Linked DNA regions of Homo sapiens: region 1 is linked to region 2. Evidence: read pairs that join two places in POLR2A ChIA-PET (ENCODE). Cell type or tissue: Panc1. All regions are shown on one strand. Links, peaks and the distances in the headings refer to the core of each region. The heading gives the core; the rest is flanking DNA. Region 1 holds the start of LRFN1 (leucine rich repeat and fibronectin type III domain containing 1). Region 2 has its middle 19 kb from the start of IFNL3.

Region 1 (14,774 bases), core at 3,317-11,316, 94 kb before region 2:
TTTCTCAGCTGAGCCCTTAGATAGGAAGAATTTAAAGGCCGAAGAGGTTTGAACGTAATTGCTTCAGGATCTCAGGAGCTGCTGGGGGGTGGATGGTTTGTACGGTCAGGTAGGCCTGAACACCCAGGGCTGGGGAAGCTGAAGTCGATCCTGGGCCCTCGGTGGACTCCCAGGGGTGTGAGATTGAGGAGACAGGGAAGGGACACTTGCCCCCATCTGAAGATTCTTCTTTTCTTTTTTCTGGCATCTCTTGACATCGAACTTTCTCAGGCTTTCTGCGTCTGTCTCTGAGGGACATTGATTAAGTACCCACAATGTACCGGGCTCTGAGAATTCCGAGATGGGCAGGTCTTCACAGAGATGAATCACACCCTTTCTGTCTCTCTGCTTCTCTTCCATGTTTCTAATTGTTCCCCTCTCTGTCCCCGGTTTCAGGGACGTGGGAACTCCCTCCCCCCACCCCTTTTCAGGTTCCCGGTAGAGAGGTGGCTGTTGCCATGGTAACAAAGACATAGTGACCTTGGGCCTGGGCTGCCCGTTCCCCCAACCTTGGTGTTTCCGGGGATAGGGTCCAAAAAGCCCAGCTCCAAGCCCTCCCAGCCTTAACACACCATCCCCTTACCACCCCACTCTACCCTATCTCTTGCCCGCTCACCCCCAATCAGGGCAAGTCCTTTGCATGAGGGATTCGGGATAGAATCACTCTACACTGGTCCATAGAGAAAATTCACCCTGCCCTAAATTCTCTGGAGGGTTAGGTTGAGCTCCTCTGCCCTCCACTAGTGCTGTTTTCCTGTCCCTATCTCTCTGTCCCTCCCTCTGATCACAGGCCCAGTCCCTGAAGGCAGGAGATGGAGGAGGAGGAGGACTGGAGACAAGAGGGGTCATTCAATTAAATGGACAAGGAACTCCTGGCCTGCAGAGGTCAGAGAGGCAGAGGGACTCATCCAAGGTCATGCACTTACATGATCAAATGAATACTAATAGCTGACCCTCCTCTTGAGGGCTTCCTATGTACCAGGTACTTCTATAAGCAGTTTATAGGCATTAGCTTATTTAATTATTGCAATACCTCGTGAAAAAGGTACTATTATTCTCTCCAACTTAAAGACGATAAAAATCTGAGGCATAGAAGCCAAAGGCACCTGTGGTCTGTACAGTTAGAACTCTTTAAGCCCAGGCTATCTTGGGGGTCAATGGCCACACTCTCTCTTAGGCAAGAGACTTAGGGAACCTCCTCCTCCTCCCCGCTCCCCTCCCCCTCCCCTCCCCTTCCCTCTCCCCCTCCCCCTCCCCCCCCTCCTCCTCGTCCTCCTTGGTGGTACTCCCACCCTCCATAGTGGAACTTCTGTTTCATCCAGGCTTGTGATTACAAACGGTCCAATCAGAAAGAGCCATGCACAAGGACTTGCCCGATCAGGAGCAAAGCATGGGAAAGCAGGGGCCAATCAGAAAGGGTGGCTCACAGGCGCAGTCCAATGCAGAGGGAGTACAGCTAGGGATTGTGGAAGGACCAATCAGAGAGGCCAGAACAGACTGCACTATCCAATGAGGAGTCAGCACAATGGGACGTGTCTTCGGGTTTGGGGAGATTCCCTGGAGAGGCAGTACAAACTGGGGACCGCCTCCTCTAGTTCCACCAACCTATCCTATAAACGCCCACAGATCCAAGCTCCCTAAGTTTTGAGTCGGTGCCCTAGACTTGGGGGACTTCCTAACCTTGAAAGGGCCGGAATGGGCATTGCTTAGCTTTAAAAGGGCTGGAGTTTTTGCTTTGGGGCAGGGCCTAAGAGTCTGGGGGTGGGGCCTAGGCTTGGGGCGGGGCCAGAAGAATGGGATTGGTAGAGGGTCTGTATTAGGTTTGGGGCAGGAATTAGGGCTCCAGGGAAACAATTAAGATGTCTAGTTCAACCTGTTGCCCGTTTTTCAGGCCAACTCACACATTCCCTTACCTTATGGGACATTCTCCAGCTGCTGGGTATACCCTTTTCTTCTAGGGAACCTGGGCTAAGAGGTCGTTATTTATTCCTTCCTGTGGTCCCTGAACTGAGTCTGGAGCCAGACTAGATCCCCAGTCCTCTCCCAAGACGCATTTGAGAACACATGTTGGGCCAGGCACGGTGGCTCACGCCTGTAATCCCAGAGGATCACCTAAGGTCAGGAGTTCGAGACCAGCCTGGTCAACATGGTGAAACCCCATCTCTACTAAAAATACAAAAAAATAGCTGGGCGTGGTGGTACGTGCCTGTAATCCCAGCTACTCGGGAGGCTGAGGCCGGAGAATTCACTTGAGCCGGAGAGGCAGAGGTTGCAGTGAGCCGAGATCGCTCCATTGCACTCCAGCCTGGACAACAAGAGCAAAACTCCGTCTCCAAAATAAATAAATACATAAATAAATAAAAATAAAATAAAAAGAACACATGTTGTCTAGGTGCAGTGGCTCACACCTTGTAATCCCTACATTTTGGGGGGCCGAGGCTGGAAATCTTAGAGGCCGAGAGTGTGCGACCAGCCTGGACAACATAATGAGACCGCTTCTCTACAAAAAATAAAAAATTAGCTGGGTGTGGGGGTGCGTGCCTGTAGTTGGGAGGCTGAAGTGGGAGGATCACCTGAGCCTGGGGAGGTCGAGGCTGCAGTGAGCCATGATCACGCCACTGCACTCCAGCCTGGGTGACAGAGGGAGACCCTGTCTTTAAGAAAAGCACGTTTACTGAGTTCCTGGGTGGCAGTCACTATTCTGGGCACTGGAAGATGTTGGTGTCCGTGCCACTTCCCTTGGGAGGCTTATATTTCAATGACTAGACAGTAAATAAATAACAATAAATAGGTAAACAAGTAAACAAAATAAGAGGGTGACAAGAGCCAGGCGCAGTGGTTCACGCCTGTAATCCCAGCACTTTGGGAGGCCAAGGCAGGAGGATGGCTTGAGCCCAGGAGTTCGAGACCAACCTGGGCAACACAGCAAGACCTCATCTCTTTTTTCCTTTTAAAATAAAAATAAAGAGAGTGATAAATACTATAAGGGAAATAAATAAGGTGATGTGCTAGATAGAAATGGTGGCACCTGGTGGGGCTGTTTGTTGCCGCCAGAAGAGTCCTGCTTCCCCACTCCCTAACATTTACTATGAAACATTTCAAACATGCAGCCAAGTTGAAATAATTATATATATATGTGTGTGTGTGTGTGTATTATATATATATCTATATATATATTTATATAAAAGTTTATTAGAGATGGGGTCTCGCTATGTTGCCCGGCTGGTCTTGAACTCCTGGGCTCAACTGATCCTCCCTCCTCGGCCTCCCAAAATGCTGAGATTGCAGATGTGAGCCACCACGCCCAGCCTGAGTTGAAATAATTTTATAGTGAACACTCATATACCCATCACTTAGATGCCACCACTGACACGTCAAGGTATTACTTCATCATATATCCATCCAGCCACCCTTCTTCCTCCTCCTTCTCCTCCTCTTCCTCTTCTTCCTCCTCTTCTTCCTCCTTTCTTCTTCCTCCTCCTCCTTCTTCTTCCTCTTCCTTTCTTTTCTTCTCTCTTTTCTTTTCTCTTCTTCCTCCTCCTCTTCCTCCCCTCCTCCTCCTCCTCCTCCTCCTTCTTCTTCCTTTCTTCTCTCCTTCTCCTTCTTCTTCTATTTCAAAGTAACATCAGACTGCTGGTTGGGGGCCCAGGTAGGGATGGTGTGTGTAAATTGGGGATGGAAAAGGAAGGTCTCTTTGAAGAGATTACATTTAAGACCATCATGAAAAGAAAGAACCAGCAGCCATGGAAAGGGGAGAAGAGTGCATATGCTCAGGGGCTGCTGCTGTGGGCTGGTGTGTTGGAGGAATAGGAAAGTCATCGTAGAAGCTGAACAAGGGGTCGGATGCGGTGGCTCACACCTGTAATCCCAGCACTTTGGGAGACTGAGGTGGGCGGATCACTTGAGGTCAGGAGTTCGAGACCAGCTTGACCAACATGGCAAAACCCTGTCTCTACTAAAAATACAAAAATTAGCCGGGTGTGGTGGTGGGCGCCTGTGGTCCCAGCTACTCAGGCTGAGGTAGGAGAATCGCTTGAGCCTGGGAGGCAGAGGTTGCAGTAAGCCGAGATCATGCCACTGCACTCCAGCCTGGGTGACAGAGTGAGGCCCTGTCTCAAAAAAGAAAAGAAAAGTCATTGTTAAAACTGAAAGAGGGGCCAGGAGTGGTGGTGCACGCCTGTAAACCCAGCACTTTGGGAGGCTGAGGCGGGAGGATCACTTGATCCCAGGAGTTCCAGACCAGCCTGGGCAACATAGTGAGACCCCCATTTCTAAAAAAAAAAAGAAAAAAAAAAAAAAGAAGAAGAAGAAGCTGGAACAGAAGAGGAGAGTCGTTGGAAATAGGGTCAGCTGGGACCAGAGCTCACAGGGCCAGATTGGCTCTATGAATAAGGCATATCTCCCTCGGTTTCAGCTTCTTTCTTCTTCCATCTGTCTCTCTTATTATTATCTTTTTTTCTCTCCCTCTCTTTTCTACTCCTGTCCAGCCCAGGCCTACCCTCACCCTCTTTCCCCATCACCCCTACCCTGTTCTGCCACATACTATCTGTGTGACCTTGGGCAAGTGACCAAACCTCTCTGTGCCTCTATTTCCCTTATCCATAAAATGGGGATGGTAATAGGACCTCTTCATTTGGCTGTTGTGTAGATTGAATGAAGTGATAGATGTGAAACCCTTAGAATCATTTCTGGCACATAAATAGTGCTGTATATGTGTTCACTTGTGTTGTTGTTGTTATTCCTACCCCCAAGCTCCAGCAGGGAGCACTAGCAACCACGGTGGGAGGTGGGGATGCTGCCTGGGTGGTGGCGATGAAGGGTGGAGTCTGGAGAATAGGGGGATTGTGAGTGTCCCCAGGGACATCTCAGAGTTGCGCTTGGGGTTAAGGTTCACCAGAAGGAGTTATCTGCAGAGCTGAGCTTGATCTGGGGGATAGGGCGGGCTTCATGTAAATAATTTAGGCCAGGCACAGTAGCTCATGACCACCGTGGTCAGGAGTTCAAGACCAGCCTGGGCAACATAGTGAGACTCCATTTATAAAAAAACTAAAACAAAACCAAAAACAAAACAGCTACTGAGGAGGCTGAGATGGGAGGAACACTTGAGCCCAGGAGGTCCAGGCTGCAGTGAGCTGTGATCACACCAGTGCACTCCTGCCTGGGTGATGGAGTGAGACTCTGACTCAAAAACAAACAAATAAAAAAAAAGAAAGAAAGAAAAATTAGACTGGGTGCGGTGGCTCATGCCTGTAATCCCAGCACTTTGGGAGGCTGAGGCGGGCGGATCACTTGAGGCCAAGAGTTCGAGACCAGCCTGGCCAACATGACAAAACCCTGTCTCCACTAAAAATACAAAAAGTAGCCAGGCATGGTGGGACATGCCTGTAGTCCCAGCTACTCGGAAGGCTGAGGCAGGAGAATTGCTTGAACCCGGGAAGCAGAGGTTGCGGTGAGCGGAGACCATGCCAGTGCACTCCAGCCTGGGCAACAGAGCAAGACTCTGTCTCAAAAAAAAAAAAAAAAAGAAAAGAAAAAAGAAAAAGAAAAGAAAAATTAGCCGGGCGTGGTGGCGCACACCTGTAATCCCAGCTACTAGGGAGGCTGAGGCAGGAGAATTGCTTGAACCTGGGAGGTGGAGGTTGCAGTGAGCCGAGATCGTGCCACTCTACTCCAGCCTGGGTGACAGAGTGAGACTTTGTCTAAAAAAAAAAAAAAATTAGGAAAGGGGTTTAGAGGAGGACCTCTGTACAGTGGGATCCAAAACGAGAAGGGTTTGAGACCCCAGGAATCTGGGGCACTGCATGAAACAACACAGATTTTTAGGGGAGAAGTTGCTGGGTTTAGGGACCCTGTGAATATCTCAGAAAGAGAAGGAGAGTGGCCTGAGATACTCAGTGGGGTTTGAGGGAAGGGGTGGGGTTCAGCTATGGGACAGGGGATGGGCAAAGGGGTCTGAACTAGGAAGGAGCAAGGCATTCTGGGCTCTATGGAAGTCACAGGGAGGGGGGACTTTCAGGGTCCAAGAGAAAGAACTGGAGCAAGAAGGAGGCAGGGTCCTCAAGGGGGCAGGACTAGTAGGGGGTGGGAAAAAATTGGGGCTAATTGGGGAGTTTTGGAAACCAAAGGATGTCTTGGAGGAGAAGGAGAGAGAAAGGTGTAAGGTCAAAGGGGTGGAAGATGGTTTGGGGTCTAATGGGGTTCATGGGGAAAGTTTAAGGGTCTTCCATAGGGATAAGAGACATTTTAGGGCCCCCTAGAAGTTAGGCATGGTTTGGAGTTCATACTGGGGGTAAGGGAATGGGTTAGGGTCCTTGAGGGTAGAAGGACATGGCTGGGGGTCCCCAAGAAGGAGTGGAATATGATTTGTGGTTCTGGTGGCTGTAGAATGTGGTTTGGGTCCCCAAAGGGAGTCAGGCACCATCTGGGATTTGGCTGACATATGGTCTGAAGTCTCCCCCGATGTTAGGGTATGATTTGGGGTCCGTGAGGGAAGGGGTGTGGTCTGGGGGTCTATCTGAATGTTGGGATATGATTTAGGGTTGCTGGTGGGGTGGTCTGGATCCCCTTGGATGCTGGGATATGATCTGGGATTCTTCTGGGTTTGGGGGCATGGTCTGGGGTTCCTGACAGTGTGTGGGTCATAGTCTGAGGTCAAGCAGGAGAGCAGGGCATGATTTGTGGTCCTGGGTGGCCCTAGAACATCGCCTGGGTTCTCAAAAGAGGTGAGGCCTGATCCGAGGTCCCCCTGGGTATTAGGACGTGATGGGAGGTCTCTGTAGGGAGATCCGGGGTCCCTAGGCCAGTTGGGGCGTGGTCTGGGGGGGTCTCCGGGGAGGCCGGCGGGGCTGGGGGTGGGGCTGGGGAAGGGTCGGGGGCGGGCCCGCGGCGGCTCGGCAGTGGAGAGGGGTCTGCGGCGGGTTCGGGGCGGGGATCCCGGGTGTGCGACCGCCCCGCCCGGCCGCCCCCACCAGTCGGCGCCCCCTCCCCCCTTGCGGCGGCGGTGGCGGCGGGCGGCGCGGAGGGCGGAGCTCGGCTGCGGCTCGGGAGGGAGGGCGGGAGGCGGGAGGGAGGCGGCCCCGCGGCACCGCGCCCCCTCCCCCGGCCCTCCCCCCACCATGGCGCGGAGCGAGGCAGCGGCGGCGGGGCCGGGCCCGGGGCCCCCCCGGGCTGGGTGAGCGCGGCCTGCAGCGGCCCGGGAGCGGCGGGCGGGGGCGCGGGTGTGTGCGCGGGTGTGAGCGTGCGAGCGTGCGAGTGTGTGTCCGTGGCGCTGCGGCGGGCCCGGCGTGCGCCCGCGCGGCCCTATGTGTGCCCGGTGCCGGCGTGTGCGGCGCCCTGCCCGTGTGGCCATCGGGTGTGCGCGGGGTGTCGAGCCCGGCCGGCGTGTCCGGCTGTGCACGCGTGTCCCCCCGAGCGGCCGCCCCTCCGGCTGTGTGTCTGGGCGCTGTCGCGCGCCCATCGGAGGGGCTGTGTGCAGGTGTGTGTGTGCGTGGGTTGTGTGCCCAGGTGTGGGTCCCCCCCAAGCCCATGTGCGTGCGCGACTAGCTGCTCTGGGTGTTTGTGTCCGGGTTGGATGTCCATCCCCGGGTCTGTGGAGCCGGGTGTGCCCGCTCGGGTGTCCATTTGTGTGTGTGTGTGTGTGTGTGTGTGTGTGTGTGTGTCTGCGGGTTGTATGTCTCCGAGGGTGTGTATCTGTGAGTCCACGGCAGGTTGCTGGCTTGGGGGCTGAGGCTCGGCGCCCAGGCCTCGGTGTGGATTTGGGGGAGGGGAGTTCGCCGCTCCCTCGGTCCATGTCAACTGGGGGGTCCTTAGCGGTCCTGGGGGAAGCGGCCATGTCTTCCCCTTCCCGGTGGTTGCGGGGGGGGGATGGGCGGCCAGGAGGTGGACAGATGGAGGGGGGATGAGAGGCCGAGAAATGGACAGATGGGCCCTGAGGTGGGGGTTGGGGGGCGAAGACCCGGCCCTTCCCCACCCACTCCACCCTAATTCCCCCACCGGCCAGACATCTGCAGACGGAGCCAGAGTTACCTCCATCCTGATGGCCAGGCTGGGGAACCTTTGGGGCTGCTGGTGGGAGGATCTCCTTGAAACGGTGATCTAGGACTCAAACCCCCAAATCCTCTTGAGTTTCCACCTGCTGAACTCTGACCTCTGGCCTGGCTTTTGCCCTGGTTTTTTGGGGGTGTGGAGGGCAGGATGCTGAATGTGCTGCAGGGATGTTAGGATTTCTTGGGCCTGGGAAGTAAGTAGGTGGGGTGGTGGGGGGGTGCCTCAGGGCTGGGAGGAATGTGTGTCCAAGACTGTGTGAGTGTGAATCTGGGCCTGTCTACTGACTGTGCTACTGTGGTTCAGTATTTTCTATGCATTTGGAAGTGTGTAAATCACAGGACTGTTGTGTGAGCATGTGTCTGTTATGAGTGAACATCTTGGCGTGTCTGCAAAGGTGGATCTTTTTGTGCCTGTGTGCGTGTTCCAGTGTGGATCAGCCTCGTATCTGTATGCTTGTGGTTTTGTGTGTGTGTGTGTGTGTGTGAGGTATGTATCTGTTAGCGTGGTGCTGTATCAACTTTGCAACATGGAGATGTGTGAAGTATGAGTGTGTCTAGGCATTTAAGAGTGTGCACTTGTGTATGTTTGCACAGGTGTGTGTGTGTTTGTTAGATGTGTGTGCCCCTGTGTGCTGGTGAGTGTGCAAGGTAGATCTGTTGTAAATGCATGTACCTGGTTGTCTGTTAGGGGGCACATGAGTTTCTCTGTTGTATCTGTGCATTTGTGTGTGTGAACTTGCATGGCAGAGTCAGTGTTGTACATGTATTGTTGCATGCAGGTGTGTCAACCTTGAGGGTATGTATCCATCTATGTTGTGAGTCTGTTTGTGTTTTGGTGTTGGTCTCTGGGGGTTGTGTATGTTCAGACATGTATGTGAAAGACACATGTGTCTGTGCCCTGGCACAAGGCTGTCCCTACTCTTGGGTTCAGTGGGTTTGAGGCCCATGTGGCATGACCTCTGGTATACTGGGGTCCCGCCTGGGGTCCCTGGACACAGTGTGTCCATATGCCAGGCCAAGTGCCCATAGAGGGCGGAGGGCACACAGATCATGTTGCTATGTTCATAGAAATCCAGATGTAGAGACTTGGGTTGTGGGCTTGCGTGGGTTCTGACATGGACACACATGTTGGTGTGGGCAATAGTATCATGGCAAGGATGGGAAACTTTGGCCCTTCCCCAGCTCTTGGTACCGTTCAGGACTTTGGAGTTGAGGGGCTGGGATGTAAACTCTTGGGTTCTAATGGAGGGCCAGAGGTCTGGTCTGGACTCTTGGGTCAGAGGGAAGAGGGGGCTGGGGTTCTTGGCTCCTGAAACCCCAGAGGACAAAGGGCTAAAGTCCTCGACTCCTGGGCTTTGGAGGGTGAACAACCCTGAGGCCTAATCTAGGATTCCAGAGAGGACTTCTGGGTTCCTGTGAGACTATGCAAAACCCGCCACAGGAGGACTGAGAGCGTGATCACACCAGGGACTTCCTTGGCCGGGATGGTCTCCAAGGCAAGATCTGGTGCACAGAGAAGAGCCAGAACGATGCTAACAAGGTGGTTCTGTTCCTTTGCAGGTGCTGGCCCAGGCCCTGACTCCCTGAAGAGAGGTGAGTAGAGCCGTAAGGCTTCAGAGAGAGAGAGACATGGGGGGTGATGGGGCTTGCTGTCAGCCAGCTGGGGGTCTGGAACCCTGCCTCGCATGGATTTCAGTTCAGGGGATGACAGTTTCCTGAAGGACCAGTTGCCCACCACTCTGTCCAAGGCTGGGGAGTGGTGACAAGGTCAGGAACATCAAAGTTGGGTGAGGGCTTGTGGTGGCCAGGTGGCTCTGGGGAGCAGGTGGGGGGTTTCAGGCCAAGAGACATTCATTCTCAGGATGGTTAAGGTGTTTGGGAAAGCAAGGTTTCCTCATGATATCAGTAAAGGATACAAGAATATGTCAAGATATGAAATGACCCCTGCATTTAGAGGGTTGAGTGAATATGTTTGCCCATTTTGTATGTGCGTGTGCATGGGTGTGGGAAGATCTCCCGATAGCCTGACCTCCTGGTGGCTGAGAAAGCTGGAGAAAATAATAAATTAGTAATAATAATAGTAATAATAATAATGATAATAGCAGCAGCTCACATGTATATAGTGTTTACTTTGTCAGGAACTATTCTAAGCATGTCATAAAATATTATCTCATTAAATCCTCATAGCAACCTTATGAGGTGGGTGCCATTATTATTCCCATTTGACAGATGAGCACACCGAGGCACAGAAAGGGGAAGTCACTTGATTAAAGTCACACAGTGGGGAGGTGAGGTCTGAACCCAGGCAGTAGGGCGGATTCTGTCCTGCAGTGCTGCACCACTCTCCATAAATGTTAGCTATTTCCATTGCTATTATTATTCCCTCCATTTGAGTCCTACCCCAGCTGTCGGAGGCGAGGCTCTGGACTTCTGTTTCATAGACTGGGATTCTGAGCCCTGAAGACCCCACAGCCAAGCAGGGGCAGACTCAGGCTCCTAATTCTGGAGTCCCCCTTTCTAGGCCAGGGTTTCCAGTACATTGTAGAGTAGTGATCTAGAGGGAGTGAAGGACAGATTTGGGGTGAACTCAGAGATGGTAGGACACCCCGATCCGGCCTCTTTTTCCGCCTTCAGCCCGGTCATTGTCTCTCTTACTCTCTGTCTCTTTCCTCCTCTGTCTTTTTCTCTCTAATACTGTCTCTATTTTTCTCTCCATCTCTGTGTCTTTTTTCTGTGTCTCTCTCTTTTCTGTGTCTCATTCTTCACTCTCAGTTTTCTGTCTGTTCACCTTCCTTTCAGACTCATCTTTTTGTCTCTCTGTTTCTCTCCCAATCTGTCTCTCTCTCTTTGCCAGTCCACTTCTCCCTCCCCCTGGTCTCTCCTTGTCTCTCTTCACCTCTGTCTCTGACTTTCCTGGTCTCTGTCCCAGGCCCCCTCCCCACTGGCAGGAAGATCAAAGCCACCTAAGGCCGTAGCCCCAAACACAGATTCCTGGGAGGTAGGCCAGCAGGGGCTAGGGTACAGGGCAGGGTGGGGTGAAAACAGTTTTAGGGACGCCCCCTTCCCATCCTTTCCTCTTCACCCCCCGCCCACCCTGTGTTGTGATGGGAACTGACATGTCGTGGGCTGCAGCCGCCGCAGGGGGAATCCCTGCCGGAAGGTTTTGCCTGGAGCAGAGACATAGCGTGAGTGTGTGAGTGTGTGAGTGTGTGTGTGTGTGTTGTGTGTACCCAAAGATGTGAGCATGAAAGTCTGCCTTGCTTGGGAGCTCAACTGAGCCCAGGATGAAACCAGACCTCAGAGAAGGCCTTCCTGAGGCTGAACTGGAAGACTCTGATGTGTTTTCCTCAGTCCCTCCCACTTTGACACTCTCCCTGCCAATGCCAGAGGCGGGAGGGGGGAAACCCTTAACATTTATTGAGTACTTACTGTATGCCAGGCATGGTCGGTGGTACATGAATGAAGATGGTACAATTATCATCCCAATTTACAGATTAAGAAATTACAGCCTAGCTAGGGGAAATCATTGGCTTGGGGGTCACAGAGCTAGCAAAAGGGGAATCAGGATTTGAACCTGAGTCTGTTTGATTTCAAAGTACTTACTCTCAATAATAGGGCACTGTTCTATGCCTGGTACATATTAAGCACTTGATGATCATGATGATGATTGCTAACATGTAATAAGCACATTTTATATGCCTGGCACTATTCTAAGTATGCTATGTTCATCAATACATTTAATCCTCACAGAAGTAAGGCCTGTTTCTATCTCCCTTTTACAGATGAAGAAACCGAGAATCAGAGAGGTTCAGATACTTGCTGGAGGTCACACAGCTAGTAAGTATCAGAGCTGGGATTTGGAGCTAGGGAGTATGGCTTGGATAGCCAGGGCCTTAAACCATAGTTAACAGTGATTTTTTAGACAATTTAGTGGGTACTGGAGGGCCCAGGTTGGGCCAGGTGTCACCCCTCTGGTTGGGAGATCATGAGAGGTTTGGGAGCTACTACAGGAGGGGCAGAGGTGAGGGTGGGACACGCAAGTAGGGACAGGGGTATTCTATCAACCAGTATAGAGATATTTTTATTTTTATTTATGTTTTAAGATGGAGTCTTGCTCTGTCGCCCAGACTGGATTGCAATGGTGTGATCTCGGCTCACTGCAACCTCCACCTCCCTGGTTCAAGCGATTCTCGTGCTTCAGCCTCCCAAGTAGCTGGGATTACAGGCGCCCACCACCATGCCCAGCTAATTTTTGTATTTTTAGTAGAGACGGGGTTTCACCATGTTGGCCAGGCTGGTCTTGAACTCCTGACCTCAGGTGATCCGCCTGCCTCGGCCTCCCAAAGTGCTGGGATTACAGGCGTGAGCCACTGTGCCCAGCATGGAAGTGTTGTAATCTGTTGTTAATAGCTGATAGTGGCTTCCTCTCACCATCCTATGGAACCCAGCTGTAGGCGGTAGGGGAGGGATCCAGGCCTGACTCGTAGCAGGACATCCCATGGCGGCCAAGTCCCACGCCTGGGTAACCGGCTCCTTCCCCGGCAGGTCTCACCTCCCACCCCTCCTGCCTTCCCACTGCACCATGGCTCCAGGACCCTTCTCCTCGGCCCTCCTCTCGCCGCCGCCCGCTGCCCTGCCCTTTCTGCTGCTGCTCTGGGCGGGGGCATCTCGTGGCCAGCCCTGCCCCGGCCGCTGCATCTGCCAGAACGTGGCGCCCACACTGACAATGCTGTGCGCCAAGACCGGCTTGCTCTTTGTGCCGCCCGCCATCGACCGGCGCGTGGTGGAGCTGCGGCTCACCGACAACTTCATCGCCGCCGTGCGCCGCCGAGACTTCGCCAACATGACCAGCCTGGTGCACCTCACTCTCTCCCGGAACACCATCGGCCAGGTGGCAGCTGGCGCCTTCGCCGACCTGCGTGCCCTCCGGGCCCTGCACCTGGACAGCAACCGCCTGGCGGAGGTGCGCGGCGACCAGCTCCGCGGCCTGGGCAACCTCCGCCACCTGATCCTTGGAAACAACCAGATCCGCCGGGTGGAGTCGGCGGCCTTTGACGCCTTCCTGTCCACCGTGGAGGACCTGGATCTGTCCTACAACAACCTGGAGGCCCTGCCGTGGGAGGCGGTGGGCCAGATGGTGAACCTAAACACCCTCACGCTGGACCACAACCTCATCGACCACATCGCGGAGGGGACCTTCGTGCAGCTTCACAAGCTGGTCCGTCTGGACATGACCTCCAACCGCCTGCATAAACTCCCGCCCGACGGGCTCTTCCTGAGGTCGCAGGGCACCGGGCCCAAGCCGCCCACCCCGCTGACCGTCAGCTTCGGCGGCAACCCCCTGCACTGCAACTGCGAGCTGCTCTGGCTGCGGCGGCTGACCCGCGAGGACGACTTAGAGACCTGCGCCACGCCCGAACACCTCACCGACCGCTACTTCTGGTCCATCCCCGAGGAGGAGTTCCTGTGTGAGCCCCCGCTGATCACACGGCAGGCGGGGGGCCGGGCCCTGGTGGTGGAAGGCCAGGCGGTGAGCCTGCGCTGCCGAGCGGTGGGTGACCCCGAGCCGGTGGTGCACTGGGTGGCACCTGATGGGCGGCTGCTGGGGAACTCCAGCCGGACCCGGGTCCGGGGGGACGGGACGCTGGATGTGACCATCACCACCTTGAGGGACAGTGGCACCTTCACTTGTATCGCCTCCAATGCTGCTGGGGAAGCGACGGCGCCCGTGGAGGTGTGCGTGGTACCTCTGCCTCTGATGGCACCCCCGCCGGCTGCCCCGCCGCCTCTCACCGAGCCCGGCTCCTCTGACATCGCCACGCCGGGCAGACCAGGTGCCAACGATTCTGCGGCTGAGCGTCGGCTCGTGGCAGCCGAGCTCACCTCGAACTCCGTGCTCATCCGCTGGCCAGCCCAGAGGCCTGTGCCCGGAATACGCATGTACCAGGTTCAGTACAACAGTTCCGTTGATGACTCCCTCGTCTACAGGTGGGTGCGGGTGCTGCAGTCCCAGGGCCTCCTCCCAAGCCCAGGGGGACCCTCCCTCCCACCTGCCCATTCCCTTGGCCTTCTTGCTCAGCCAGGGTTCTAGATGGCTGTGAGAGCTGTTCCCGCCCTCCTTTGCCCTGTCTCCTCTCTCTATTTCTCACTGTCTCTGTTTTTCGTGCTTATAGAAAATATTCGCTGAGCACCTACATGAACCCGACCAGGGCTGGGCACTGGAGTCCTAACAGTGACTGAGCTCAGCATGAACCCTGCCCTCATGGGGCTCATGGTCGATATCACTGCTCCCCACAACAATCTGATTGTGCACCTCTTCAGTTAAACATTTTGGAGCATGAAACACACACACACATTTACAGTGACATTTATTTATTTGTTTGTTTTGAGACTGAGCCTTACTCTATTGCCCAGGCTGGAGTGCAGTGGCACGAACTCAGCTCACTGAAACCCTCCGCCTCCCGGGTTCAAGCGAATCTCGTCCCTCAGCCTCCCAAGTAGCTGGGATTACAGATACCCACCAACACACCCAGCTAAGTTTTGTATTTTTAGTAGAGACAGGATTTTACCATGTTGGGCAGGCTGGTCTTGAACTCCTGACCTCAAGTGATCCGCCTGCCTTGGCCTCCTAAATTGCTGGGATTACAGGTGTGAGCCACCGTGCCTAGCCTACAGCGACATTTATATTTA
Region 2 (14,774 bases), core at 2,165-10,164:
GAGGTGGAGGTTGCAGTAAGTCATCATCAAGCTACTGCCCTCCAGCATGGGTGACAGAGCAAGATCCTATCTCAAAAAAAAAAAGAATATTCTTTGCAGTGTTTGTTGTAACAGCAAAAAATTAGAATCAACCCAAATAGCTGCTAACAAATGAATCACTGAAATGAGGGGTGTGGAATACCATGCAGCAGGAACATGAACTACCACACATTTCCACATGGATAAATCTTAGCACTGTGGCAACCAAAGAGGAGTGCCACCAGGATGGAGTGCAGTGGCATGATCTTGGCTCACTGCAACCTTCACCGCCCGGGTTCAGGCAATTCTCGTGCCTCAGCCTCCCAAGTAGCTGGGATTACAGGCGTGTGTATTTCTTTTCTGAGACGGAGTTTTGCTCTTGTTGCCCAAGCTGGAGTGCAATGGCACGATCTCAGCTCACTGCAACCTCCGCCTCCCAGGTTCAAGCAATTCTCCTGCCTCAGCCTCTCGAGTAGCTGGGATTACAGGCATGTGCCACTACGCCCAGCTAATTTTTTGTATTTTTAGTAGAAACAGGGTTTCACCATGTTAGCCAGGCTGGTCTCGAATTTCTGACCTCAGCTGATCCTCCCACCTCAGCCTCCCAAAGTGCTGGGATTACAGGCATGAGCCACCGCCCCCGGCCGTGTGTGTATTTTTAATAGAGGTGGGGTTTCCTCATGTTGGCCAAGCTGGTCTTGAACTCCTGACCTCAAGTGATCAGCCTCTTTCAGCCTCCCAAAGTGCTGGGATTACAGGTGTGAGCCACTGAGCCCAGCCATCCCTTCAAAAAAGACCGTGCCATTCTGTTGCAAGCAGGGCAGTGCCTTCAGGATCTGCATCAGCTTTTGAGCCAAGACCTGGGGAAGACATCAGTGATTATTGAGCATGGCTTCTCAGATCAGGCCGTGCCTACCCAATGGGAGGCTCCTCTAATGAATGACCTGTGTTCTGAGCTCCCTGTGGCATTGGTCAACATTGCCAGAAATGCATCTTATTCAGGCCAGGCATGGTGGCTCACACCTGTAATCCCAGCACTTTGGGAGGCCCAGGTGGGAGGATCACTTGAGGCCAGGAGTTTGAGAACAGCCTGGATAACACAGCAAGACTCCGTGTCTACAGGAAAAAAAATAATATCACATTCTGAGCCTTTCCCTGCCCAATCCCACCTCACCTTTTTCCTCTCCCAGATGAATCAGATCAACATCATGGTCTCAGGCTCCTCCTGCCAGATTCTATTTCCTCCCCCTTGTATTTCTTTAGGCATCACCTACCAAAAAACTTCACACCCCTAGCTCTGTCTTAGCATCTAATGCCAACAGACGCAGGAATACAATGTTGAGTTCAAACACCAACCTATAGAAGACTACATATAATAAAATAACATTTTTGTAAGGCTCAACAACAAAACGACCCACTCTAGTGTGGTTAAACAGAAGGAAAAATCAATGGAAGGATAACACAACACAAAACAAAAAGTCAGAGGCCGGGTGTGGTGGCTCACGCCTGTAATCCCAGCACTTTGGGAGGCCGAGGCGGGCGGATCACCTGAGGTCAGGGGTTCGAAACCAGCCTGACCAACATGGTGAAACTCTGCCTCTACTAAAAATACAAAATTAGCTGGGCGTGGTGGTGCATGCCTGTAATCCTGGCTACTATGCAGGCTGAGGCAGGAGAATAGCTTGAACCCGGGAGGTGGAGGTTGCAGTGAGCCAAGATCACATCATTGCACTCCAGCCTGGGCAACAAGAGTGAAACTCCATCTCAAAGAAAAAAAAAAAAGTCAGGAAGGACACATAGGTAGCTCCAATAGTATTATGATGTTCTAGGATTTAAGTTGAGTGATGGGTTTATAAATATTCATTGATCATTAAGATGCGTGACTCATGTGCACTTCAAATATTCTTTTGTGGGTCTCAAATATTTTATATTCAAAACTAAAAATGAAAATGAAAATACCCAAAGGTAGGCCAGGTGCAGAGGCTCATGTCTGTAATCCCAGCACTTTGTGGGGGCCAAGGCAGGAGGATCGCTTGAGCCCAGGAGTTTCAGACCAGCCTGGGCAACATTGCATGACCCCATCTCTACAGAAAAACTTTAAAAAATTAGCCAAGTGTGATGGCACACACCTGTAGTCCTAGCTACTCAGGAGGCTGAGGTGGGAGGGTCGATTGCTTGAACCCAGGAGTTTGAGGCTGCAGTGAGCTATGATCACACCACTGTGCTCCAGCTTGAGTGACAGAGTGAGACTGTCTCTTAAAAAAAAAAAGAAAGAAAGAAAGGAAAGGAAAGGAAAGAAAAGGAGATACCCAAAGACGAGGAAAGGCCTGGAACTAGTGATCAGAATGGAGTGGTGATTGGAGTGCTGCCTCTTGTCCTTTCTTCAGGATGGCAAAATGTTGGAGGGCACAGGCTGTGAAATAAAACCTGTTGGGTTTAGAGCTCAGCTCTGAAGAAAGGTAAAGGGAGCATATTTTCCTCTTGTTAGTGTTGTCCTCTTTGTATGTGATGCCTGGAACTGTGGCAGCCACCTTGTGCCTATGAGGGGAGACAGGCTGAGGCTCAGGCTGACAAACTGAAATACTGAAATACTGAAATGACAGAACAAAGCTGGAAGGGGCTGGGCACAATGGCTCACGCCTGTCATCCCAGCACTTTGGAAGGCCAAGGTGAGAGGATCATTTGAGGCCAAGAGTTGAAGACCAGCCTGGGCAACACAGTGAAACCCTATCTTCTCTCTCTCTCTCACACACACACAGACATACACACACACACACACACAGAGAGAGAGAGAGCTGGAAGGGGCTTGGGACTGAATTAGGATGACGTAATTAATTATGAACATTCTGTGTCTGGCATCTGCCAACCCCAGACTTTTTCCTTTCCTTTCCTTTCCTTTCCTTTCCTTTCCTTTCCTTTCCTTTCCTTTCCTTTCCTTTCCTTTCCTTTCCTTCCTCCCTCCCCTCCCCTCCCCCTCCCCCTCCTCTCCTCTCCTCTCCTTTCTTTTCCTTTCCTTTCCCCTTTCCCTTCCCCCCTTTCCTTTCTCTCCTCTCCTTTATCCCCTCTCCTTTCCCCTTCTCTCCCCTCCCCTCCCCTCCCCTGCCCTCTCCTTTCCTTTCCTTTCTTTTTTTTTTGAGACAGGGTCTTGCTCTGTTGCCCAGGCTGCAGGTAGTGGTGAGATCATGACTCACCGTGGCCTCAGCCTCCCTGGCTCAAGCGATTCTCCTGCCTCAGCCTCCTGAGTAGCTGGGACTACAGGTGTGTGCCACCATGCCCAGCTAATTTTTTTATTCTTTATTTTTTGTAAAGACAGGAGTCTCACTATATTGCCCAGGCTGGTCTCAAACTCCTGGGCTCAAATGATTCACCCACCTTGGCCTCCCAAAGGGCTGGATTACAGGCGTGAGCCACCATGCCTGGCCTTTTGCCTATTTTCTAATTAGATTATTGTTTTTCTTTTACTTTTTAGTTTTGAGAGGCTTTAAAAAATAAATATATATTCTAGATACTAGTCTTTTGTCAGATATGTGGTTTTCAAATATTTTCTCCTAATCTGTAGCTTGTCTTTCTGTCTTCTTCTTTTCTTTTCTTTCTTTCTTTTCTTTTCTTTTTTTTTTAAGATTGGGTCTTGCTTTGTTGCCCAGGCTGGAGTGCAGTGGCACAATCTTGGCTCATTGTAGCCTCGACCTCCTGGGCTCAAATGATCTTCTACCTCAGCCTCCCGAGTAGTTGGGACCACAGGCATGCAACACCATGCCTGGCTAATTTTTGTACTTTTTGTAAAAATGGGGTCTTGCCAGGTTGTCCAGGCTGGTTTCGAACTCCTGACCTCAAGTGATCATCCGCCTCGGCCTCCCAAAGTGCTGGGATTAAAGGTGTGGGTCACCACACCGGCCAACTCTTTATATCTTCTTAATGGGGTCTTCCACAGATTAAAAATTTAAATTTTGATGAAGTCCAACTTCTCAGCTTTTCATTTTATGAATCGTGCTTTGAGTGTCAAGTGTAAAAACTCTTTCCGAAGCCTCAGATCCCAAAGATTTTCCCCTATGTTCTTTTAAAAATATATTCTAGCTTCACTTTTTTTTTTTTTTTTTTTTTTTTGAGACAGGGTTTCACTCCCGTTGCCCAGGCTGGAGTGCAGTGGTGTGATCTTGGCTTGCTGCAACCTCCGCCTCCTGGGCTCAAGTGATCCTTCTGCCTCAGCCTCCCGAGTAGCTGAGATAACAGGTAAATGTCACTGCGCCTGGCTAATTTTTGTATTTCACCGTGTTGGCCAGTCTGGTCTCGAACTTCTGGGCTCAGGTTATCCGCCCACCTTGGCCTCCCAAAGTGTTGGAATTACAGTGTGAGCCACTGTGCCCGGCCTAGTTTTACACTTTAAATTTAAATTTTTGATCCATTTTGAGCGTAAGATCTGAGGTTTATATTGTGATCCACTTTTCTGCCTATAGATATCCAATTGGTCCAAACACCATTTGTTGAAAAGGCTATTCTTCCTCAATTGAGTTGGCTTTGCACCTCTGCCAAAAATCAGTTGGGCGTATTTGTGTGGGTCTATTTCTGGGTTTTCTATTGTGTTGCGTTGGTCTATGTGTCTCTCCCTCTACCAAAACAACACTGTCAGTTACTGTAGTGTATCCTAAGTCTTGAAATCAGCAGGCTAGTTCCTCTTATTTTATTCTTCTTTTAATTTTTAAAAATGTTTAATTTAATTTTATTTATTTATTTTGAGATGGAGTCTCGTTCTGTTGTCCACGCTGGAGTGCAGTGGCACGATCTTGGCTTACTACAAACTCTGCCACCTGGGTTCAAGCGATTCTCTTGCTGATTTAAATTTTTTTTTTGAGACGGAATCTCACTCTGTCACCCAGGCTGGAGTGCAATGGTGCGATCTCGGCTCACTGCAACCTCTGCCTCCTGAGTTCGAGTGATTCTCCTGCCTCAGCCTCCTGAGTAGCTGGGACTACAGGCACCCACCACCATGCCTGGCTAATTTTTGTATTTTTAGTAGAGGTGGGGTTTCACTATGTTGGCCAGGCTGGTCTCAAACTCCCGACCTCAGATGATCCACCTGCCTCAGCCTCCCACAGTACTGAGATTACAGGTGTGAGCTACCACGCCCGGCCTATTCTTTTTAAAATTGGTTTACTTATTCTAGTTCCTTTAGCGTTCATGTAAATTGTAGAATAATCTTGTCTATATCTGAAAAGTCTTGCTGGAGTTTTGAATAGGAATTGCATTAAGTCTACATATCAATATGGAGAGAACTGAGGTCTTTACTCCGTCCAGTCTTCCAATCCACAAATGCAGTGTGTCTCTCCTTTTAATTAGGTCTCCTTTAATGTTTTCCATCAGGGTTTTATAGCTTTCACTATATGAGTCCTTAGATTTCACCTAAGCGATTCTTTTTTTAAAAGTTATTATAAATGGTATTTTGGGGGGTTGGTGAGGACAGGGTCTTGCTCTATTGCCCAGGCTGGAGCGCAGTGGCGGAATCACAGCTCAGTTCAGCCTCCACCTCCTGGGCTCAGGTGATCCTCTCACCTCAGCCTCCCAAGTTGCTGAAACTACAGACACGTGCAACCATGCCAAGGTTTTTTTTTTTTTTTTTTTTTTTTAATAGAAATGGGGTTTTGCCATGTTGCCCAGGCTGGTCTCAAACTCCTGCCCTCAAACCATCAGCCTGCCTTGGTCTCCCAAAGTGCTAGGATTACAGGCATGAACCACTGAGGCTAGCTGTATTTTTTGTTTTGGTGTTCAAAAGAGATTTCTGGGCCAGGCGCAGTGGCTCATGCCTGTAATCCCAGTACTTTGGGAGGCTGAGGCAGGAGGATCACTTGAAGTCAGGAGTTTGAGACCAGCCTGGCCAACATGGTGAAACCTTGTCTCTATTAAAGATACAAAAAAATTAGCTGGGCGTGGTGGCAGGTGCCTGTAGTTCCAGCTACTTGGGAGGCCGAGGCATGAGAATTGCTTGAAACCAGGAGACGGAGATTGCAGTGAGCAGAGGTTGTGCTACTGCACTCCAGCCTGGGCAATAGAGAAAGACTCAGTCTCAAAAACAAACAAACAAGCAAACAAAAACAAACAAACAAAAAAACACCAAAAAACAAAAACAAACAAAAAACCCCCACACAACCAACAATCAAAAGAGATTTCTGTCTGTTTTGTTCACTTTTATGTCCCCAGCACACAAAACAGTGCCTGGCACACTTTAGGTGTAAGTATTTCTTGATAGAATGAGTGCATTTGTTGCTAATGTAGACAGTTGATCTTTGTATGTTTGTCTTATATACTCTCATCTTGCTGGACTCAGTGCTATGAGAATTTTTGTAGATTACTTGGATTTTCTATGTTGACAATTATGTCATCTGCAAACAGATTGTGTGTGTGTGTGTGTGTGTGTGTGTGTGTTTGAGACAGAGTTTCACTCTTGTTGCCCAGGCTGGAGTGCAGTGGCGTGATCTCGGCTCACTGCAACTTCCGCCTCCCAGGTTCAAAAGATTCTCCTGCCTCAGCCTCCTGAGTAGCTGAGAATACAGGCATGCACCACCAAGCCTGGATAATTTTTGTATTTTTAGTAGAGATGGGGTTTCACCATGTTGGTCAGGCTGGTCTCGAATTCCTGACCTTGTGATCCACCTGCCTCGACCTCCCAAAGTGCTGGGATTACAGGTGTGAGCCCCTGCACCCAGCCTGCTAACAGTTTTATTTCTTCTTTTTTGATCTAGTTGCCTTTTATTTCCTTCTCTTGCCTGATTGCACCAGATGGAACTTTCAGTACTGTGGTTGAATAAGAATGGTGATAGAGGACATCTTTGCCTTCTTCCTCATCTTAGGGAGAAAGCACTCAGTCTTCCATCATTAAGTTTTGCATTTTTTGTGGAGATGGGGTTTCACCATGTTGCCCAGGCTGGTGTTGAACTCATGAGCTCAAACAACCTGCCTGTCTCAGCCTCCCAAAGTGCTGGGATTACAGGCATGAGCCACCGTGCCTGGCCCCACAGCTGTAGGCTTTTTATAGATGTTCTTTATCAAGTTGAGGCAGTTCCCCTCCATTCCACTTTTTCTGAGAGTTTTTCTTTTTAATCATGAACGGGTGCTGAAGTATGGCAAATGCTTTTTCTGCATTATTTGATATGATCATGTGATTTTTCTTCTTCCACCTGTTTTGGTGGATTATACTGATTATTTTTAAATATTGAACCGGGCTTGCATCTCTGAAATGAACCCCATTGGGTCATGGTGTATAATTCTTTTGATCTATTGATGAATTCTATGCGCAAATATTTTGTTAAGAGTTTCTGCGTTAGTCGGGCGCGGTGGCTCATGCCTGTAATCTCAACACTTTGGGAGATCAAGGTGGGCAAATCGCCTGAGGTCAGGAGTTCGAGACCAGCCGGCCAACATGGAGAAACCCCAACTCTACTAAAAATAAAAAAATTAGCTGGGTGTCGTGGTGTAATGCCAGCTACTTGGGATATATATACAAATTTAAAAGCCAGTTGAGTTAGGGTTTTTTTTTTTTTTTTGAGACAGAGTCTCTCGTTCTGTCACCCAAGCTGGAGTACAGTGGTGAGATCTCAGCTCATTGCAAGCTCCACCTCTTGATTCATGCCATTCTTCTGCCTCAGCCTCCTGAGTAGCTGGGACTACAGGCGCCTGCCACTACATCCGGCTAATTTTTTTGTATTTTTCGTAGAGACGGGGTTTCACCATGTTAGCCAGGATGGTCTCGAACTCCTGACCTCGTGATCTGCCTACGTCAGCCTCTCAAATGAGTTAGGGTTTTCTATTACTTGCAGCCAAAATCATCCTTGATGAAACCCATGAAAAGGAAAGATGAGTTTCCCTCAAAGTTGAAGAACTCTGGCTCAATGGGCCTGCTCTGCCATCACCATTCCCCAAAGCTGCCACGGTATGAAGCTGTCAACGTTCTTGTGTTTGGTGTCCATGGGGTCGGAGAAGGGATGAATCATCTGGGGGCACCAGGCTCTTTCAACTGCCCCCTCTTGTGGCAACACCACTTCTTCAAACACTTGTCTCTTCAAAGTTTCACTCTGGCTTTTTCAACCCTTCTCTGCTTCCTCATATCCACTACCTGTCACCCTGCCCCTCTCCAAATGCATTACTTTGCCATCTACTTCACAGAAGCTGCTGGGTGGACCTTCCTCATCTCCTACCTGGCCCCACACTTGCCCTGCTCCCTGTCATGAGGGATGAGTGCCCTTTCTTCCTAACTTGGGCCGGTGCCTGGCCCTGGCCCCTCCTGTCTCATTCCTCCATAAATTGCCCCTCCCTTTTCCTCTATTTTCAAAACTTCCTTCCTTTTCTTTGTTTCTTTCCTTTTTTAAAAAACAGGGTCTTGCCCTGTTACTTGCAGCCAAAATCATCTTAAGCATCTTATTGCTGGTCTTACAGTAGAGCCCGTAGTGGACGATGCACTGGCTCTCGGAGTTTCTGTTCAGAAATGATACACACTTGGTCGAGCACAGTGGCTCATTCCTGAAATCCCAGCACTTTGGGAGGCCAACGTGGGAGGGTTCCTGGAGCTCAGGAGATTGAGACCAGCCTGGGCAACATAGTGAGACCCCATCTCTACAAAAAAATACAAAAAATTAGCCGGGTTTGGTGGCTCACACCTGCAGTCCCAGCTACTTGGGTGGGGAGGGGGATGGCTGAGGCAGGAGGATTGCTTGAGCCTAGGAGTTTGAGACTGCAGTGAGCCATGCTTGTGCCACTGCACTCCAGCCTGAGTGACAGAGTGAGACCCCATCTCAAAAAAAGAAAAGAAATGATACAAACCACTTTACTTCCTCTCCCATTTCACTGGCAAAAACACGTGACATAGCCAAGCCTGAGGTAAATAAGTCAGAGATTTATAATTTTCCCCAAGAAATTAATTCCTTGCTTTGTAAGGGAAGAATTAATTCCTTGCTTTGAATGACAAGGCAGTCTAATACATCCTACATTCATGTATCTCCAATTCTGATGTCAAAAAGGACAAATTAGTTTTATGATTGTGTATACAAACGAACTCCAGTTCAGATTCAAATTGGGCCACCTGACAAGCCAATAGCAGCAAAGACTTTGATCCTAAAGGTTTCCTTGTCATCTTCAGAACAATGATCTAAGGAAGGGATTGGCCAATGGAAACCCCCATGAGAGGAGCTAGTACAGTTGCCGGGAAGGCAGCACCACTGGGCTGCTCTCCGTGGTTCTGAACTCCACTGTCTGCTAGAGCAGGGTGCTTTGTTTCATCTCTACAAGCTGTTTTTGTTTGTTTTGTTTTGTTTTGTTTTTTGTTTATTTACTTATTTGAGATGGGGTCTGGCTCTGTCACCCAGGCTGGAGTGCAGTGGGTGATGACAGCTCACCACAGCCTCAATCTCCCAGGGGCAAGTGATGCCCCCCACTCAGCCTCCTGAGTAACTGGAACCATGTGTGGCTAATTTTTTTTTTTTTTTTTGTAGAGATGGATTCTTACTACATTGCTCAGGCTGGTCTTGAACTCCTGGACTCAAGTGATTCCCTCACCTTGGTCTCCCAAAATGCTGGGATTACAGGCATGAACCACCATGCCTGGCTAGAGTTTCTTTTTTAAAATTATTTATTTATTTATTTATGAGACAGAGTCTCACTCTGTTGCCTAGACTGGAGTGCAGTGGTGCGATCTCGGCTCACTGCAACCACCTCCTGGGTTCAAGCGATTCTCTTGCCTCAGCCTCTAGGTAGCTGAAATTACAGGCGTGCACCACTACGCCTGGCTAATTTTTGTATTTTTAGTAGAGACGGGGTTTCAGCACGGTGGTTAGGCTGGTCTCGAACTCCTGACCTCAAGTGATCCTCCTGCCTCGGCCTCCCAAAGTGCTGGGATTACAGGCGTGAGCCACCGCACCCAGTGTCCCCCGTTTTTAAAGTTTTTTTGGGCCGGGCGCGGTGGCTCATGCCTGTAATTCCAGCACTTTTGGAATTACACACAAGTGCTCCTGATATCTTGTACTGTATTACTTTTTTTATAGCATATATCACCTTCTAACTTATCATAAATGTGCTTATTTTTATTTTTTTATTTTATTATTTATTTTATTTTATTTTATTTCATTTTATTTTTTGAGACAGGGTCTCACTCTGTCACCCAGGCTGGAGTGCAGAGGCACGATCTTGGCTCAGTACAGCCTCCACCTCCTGAGCTCATGCAATTCTCTCACCTCAGCCTCCCAAGTAGCTGGGAACACAGGTGCACGCCACCAAACCTGACTATTTTTTTCTATTTTTAGTAGAGACGGGGTCTCGCCATGTTGCCCAGGCTGGTCTCAAACTCCTGAGCTCAAGCAATCTTCCTGCCTTGCCCATCTAGCCAGATTTGCTTTTTTTTTTTGAGATGGAATTTCACTATGTCCCCCAGTCTGCAGTGCAGTGGTGCAATCTTGGCTCACTGCAACCTCTGCCTCCTGGGCTCAAGCGATCCTCTGGCCTCAGCCTCCTGAGGAGCTGGGATTACAGGTGTGTGCCACCACACTCGGCTAATGTTTGTATTTTTAGTAGAGACGGGGTTTTACCATGTTGGTCAGGCTGGTCTCGAACTCCTGACCTTAAGTGATCTGCCCAACTTGGTGTCCCAAAGTGCTGGGATTACAGGCGTGGGCAACCGCTCTCAGCTGTGTCCTCTCTTCTTAAACCTCCAACTCTTCCTCCCACATGTCCACGCTCACGGATGGCTTTGTTTCTTCCACTGAAAACACAGAAGCCATAGAAGAGAAATCCCCTGTGCTCCCACCAGCAGCTCTACTTACTTCCCAGCGTCTAGGCCTAGATACTCTGCTATCCTCCTGTTCCAATATGATATGATCCCCAACCTCCTTTCCAAGCCCAACTTCTCCACTTGGCCTCTGTGTCCCACCCTCTCTCTCAAGAACATGCTCCACAGTTCTCCCCACATTCTTGCATCATCAGTTGCACCTTATTTAATGAAATTCTGGACAGGAACAGTGGCTCATGCTTGTAATCCCAGCACTTTTGGGAGGCTGCGGTGGGAAGATCACTGAAGCCCAGGAGTTTGGAGGCTGCAGTGAGCTATGATCGTGCATTCCAGCCTAGGTGACAGAGCAAGATGAAAGAAAGAAAGAAAGAGAGAGAGAGAGAGAGAGACAGAAAGAAAGAAAGAAAGAAAGAAAGAAAGAAAGAAAGAAAGAAAGAAAGAAGGAAGGAAGGAAGGAAGGAAAGAAAGGAGGGAGGGAGGAAGGGAGGAAGGAAGGAAAGGAAGGAAGGAAGGAAGGGGAAGGGAAGGGAGGAAGGAAGGAGGGAAGGAAGAAGGAAGGAAGGAGAAAGAAGAAAGGAAAGAAAGAAAGAAATTAGAAGAAGGAGAAGGAGAAGAAAAGTAAGTAAGGAAGGAAGTAAAAGAGAGAAAGGAAGGAGGAAGAGAGGGAACAAAGAAGGAAGGCAGGAAGGGAGAGAAAGAGAAAGAGAAAGAAAGAAAGAAAGAAAGAAAAGAAAGAAAAGAAAGAAAGAAAAGAAATTCTATCTCCACCCCTACCCCTCCAGCTTCTACTCCATTCCTCTGCTTGTCTTTTCAGCAACAATTGTCAAGCATTGTCTCCATCCTCTTCTTCTCTTCCTACTTCCTCTTGTCTCTACTTCCTCTTCCCCTGTGTCTCTTTTCCACACATTCCAATGAGGCTTTTGCCCCAACCACTGCAGATTCAGCTCTTGTCAAGACAACCAATGACCTCCATGTTGCTGAATCCAGGAGTAACTAACTTCTCAGTTCCATCTTTCCTGATGTGTCAGCAGTGGTGACATGGGTGATGACCCTCTGCTGCTGAGACACATTCTTCACGTCCTTCCATGGTCTAGGTCCCCTCCTGACACTGTCTGCTCCTCCTCGGTCTCTTTTGCTTATTCTTCCTCTCCCTCCTCATTTCTAAACACTGGCATCTGCCAGCCATGGTGGCTCACGCCTGTAATCCCAGCACTTTGGGAGGCTGAAGTGGGAGGATCTCTTGAGCCCAGGAGGCGGAGGCTTCAGTGAACTATGATATGGCACCACTGCACTCCAGCCTGGATGACAGAACAAGATCCTATGTTAACAAACAAAAACAAAGGCCAGGCCTGGTGACTCAAGCCTGTAATCCCAGCACTTTAGGAGGCCGAGGCGGGTGGATCACCTGAGGCCAGGAGTTCAAGACCAGCCTGGCCAACCTGGCAAAACCCAGTCTCTACTAAAAAATTCAAAAATGAGTCGGACATGGTGGCAGGTGCCTGTAATCCCAGCCTCTCAGGAGGCTGAGACAGGGAGAATTGCTTGAACCTGGGAGGTGGAGGTTGCAGTGAGCCAAGATCGTGCTACTGAACTCCAGCTTGGGTGACAGACTGGGACTCCATCTCAAAAACAGAAACAGGCTGGGTGCAGTGGCTCACGCCTGTAATCCCAGCACTTTGGGAGGCCAAGGCGGGCGGATCACGAGGTCAAGAGATCGAGACCATCCTGGCTAACATGGTGAAACCCCCATCTCTACTAAAAATACAAAAATTAGCTGGGCGTCCTGGTGCCCGCCTGTAATCCCAGCTACTTGGGAGGCTGAGGCAGGAGAATCACTTGAACCCAGAAGGTGGAAGTTGCAGTGAGCCAAGGTCACACCACTGCACTCCAGCCTGGCGACAGAGCAAGACCCTGTCTCAAAAATATATATATAAAATAAAATTAAAAAAAAAACAGAAACAAAAACAAAAAATCAAAAACACTGGACTACCCCAGGGCTCAGCCCCAGCCTTCTCCCGCATCTATCTGTGATGCAGTTGTCTATTCTCATGGTTTAAAACCCAACCCCACTGCTACAGTGATGACTCCTGGGGAAGATCCAGTTACTGATGCAAATTCTTCACCCCTCCCTCCATCTATACCCTCGCCACGGACTTGCCAAAGGCAGAGTGTACTTCTGTGCCCTTTGATGTTGGATCTGGCCATGTGACTGTTTTAAGCCCATGACATTGATGTCCAGAAGTGAACACCTGAGGCAGGTCATGTCCCTCCCCTGCTCAGAATCTGCCCATGGCTCCATGTCACTCAGGGTAAAGGGAGTGACCCGAATCATTCACTTTATATATTTAGTGACAAAGACCTTACGTGAGGCCCCCATGACCTGCCCCTGTGACCACTCTGACCTCATCTCCTCCCTTTCTCCGTCTACCTCTGTCCACTCCTTGCTATTCCTCAAATATTCCTTTGCACTGGCTGTTCCCTCTACCTCGAATGCTCTTCCCCCAGTATCACCATGTCTCCCTCCTTCTCCTCCTCGAGTCTTCGACCAAATGCTTCTGCATGAGGGTCCCCTGATCACGCTATTCAAAAGGGCACCCGCCTCACTCCATCCTCCCTCCCGGCTGTACTTGTCTCCATAGCACCTACTGGGCATGGCATTCAATCACTGCAATTATTATTATTATTATTATTATTATTATTATGAGACAGGGTCTCATTCTGTTGCACAGGCTACAGTGCAGTGGCACATTCTCAGCTCACTGCAGCCTCCACCTCCTGGGTTCAAGCAACTCTCATGCCTCAGTGTCCTGAGTAGCTGGGACTACAGGCACACACCACCACACCCAGCTAATATTTCTGGTACTTTTAGTAGAGATGAGGTTTCACCATGTTGACCAGGCTGGTCTCGAACTCCTGGCCTCATGCAATCTGCCCGCCTCAGCCTCCCAAGTTTCGAGGATTACAGGTGTGAGCCACCGTGCCTGGCAACTACATTTATTTTAAATTGTTTATTGCCTGTCTCCCTCTACTGGAGTGTAATCTCCACAAGGGCAACGTTTTCATCTACTTTATGAAGTCACTTGTAAAATTTTAAAATGTGGCTGGGCGTGGTGGCTCACGCCTGTAATCCTAGCACTTTGGGAGGCTGAGGCAGGCGGATCACAAGGTCAGGAGTTCGAGACCAGCCTTGCCAACATGGTGAAACCCCGTCTCTATTAAAAAATACAAAAATAAGCAGGGCATGGTGGCGTGTGCCTGTAATCCCAGCTACTTGGGAGGCTGAGGCAGGAGAATCGGTTGGACCCGGGAAGTGGAGGTTGCAGTGAGCCAAGATCACGCCACTGCACTCCAGCCTGGGTGACGGAGCAAGACTCTGTCTCAGAAAGGAAAAAAAAAAAAAGGGAGAGAGTGGTGTGACCTGTGTCATCTGGGAATGAAGCTTTAAGCACTAAGTGCCGGTGCCTATCCCACCTGCTTTTCCCTGGGATCAGAGACTGGCAATGAGCCAGGGATTAGCTGCTCTCTCAGCCTGGGTGAGGACAATGACAAGCACAGCACCAAAGTGTCCTGGGATGAGCACACGGTGTAAGCAGGCAATCAGCCTTCGCAGGCGTAAGCCGCTGAGACTTGAGGTCATTTGTTACTGCAGGAAAATGCAGCCCATTTTGATGGACTCATTGTCCCATAGGGTAGCTATGAAGATAAAAGAACACGTGTGTAAGGCTATTAGCGGAGAGTCCGGCATGCAATAAAGATGCACATGCCGGTAGTTGTTATTGGTATTCTTTTTATTACTGCCATTTTTATCATTCTTTTTATTACTACTACTTCTTTTTTTTTTTTTTTTTGAGACAGGGTCTTGCTGTGTTGCCCAGGCTGGAATGCAATGGTGCAATTATAGCTCACTGCAGCCTGGATCGCCTGGGCTCAAGTGATGCTCCCACCTCAGCCTCCCCAGTAGCAGGGGCTGTTCCCTCTCTACAGCAACCAC

What was found. ChIA-PET counts read pairs that join two places held together with the same protein. Peaks named below come from ENCODE experiments on the same cell type or tissue, not always from the same donor. Only the 100,000 strongest peaks of a DNase experiment are listed, where the experiment ranks them.
Region 1: POLR2A ChIA-PET joins it to region 2 with 20 read pairs; 8 of 35 experiments call an interaction of 5 or more read pairs at or near these places.

Annotation. Positions count from the first base shown.
Region 1 is chr19:39,313,229-39,328,002 of GRCh38, reverse strand. It overlaps LRFN1 (leucine rich repeat and fibronectin type III domain containing 1), which reads left to right and starts at 7,140. Exons shown (of 5, transcript NM_020862.2): 1 at 7,140-7,210; 2 at 9,645-9,677; 3 at 11,867-11,921; 4 at 12,630-14,072. The coding sequence starts at 12,667. RefSeq lists a silencer at 7,292-7,551. In Panc1, for the core only: no CTCF peak of the experiment used is centred there; a DNase peak (open chromatin) is centred at 4,832; H3K4me3 peaks cover 1,681 bases; H3K27me3 peaks cover 625 bases.
Region 2 is chr19:39,218,350-39,233,123 of GRCh38, reverse strand. No RefSeq gene overlaps it. Among named protein-coding and RNA genes, the nearest start is that of IFNL3, 19 kb to the left of the region's middle. In Panc1, for the core only: no CTCF peak of the experiment used is centred there; no DNase peak of the experiment used is centred there; H3K27me3 peaks cover 618 bases.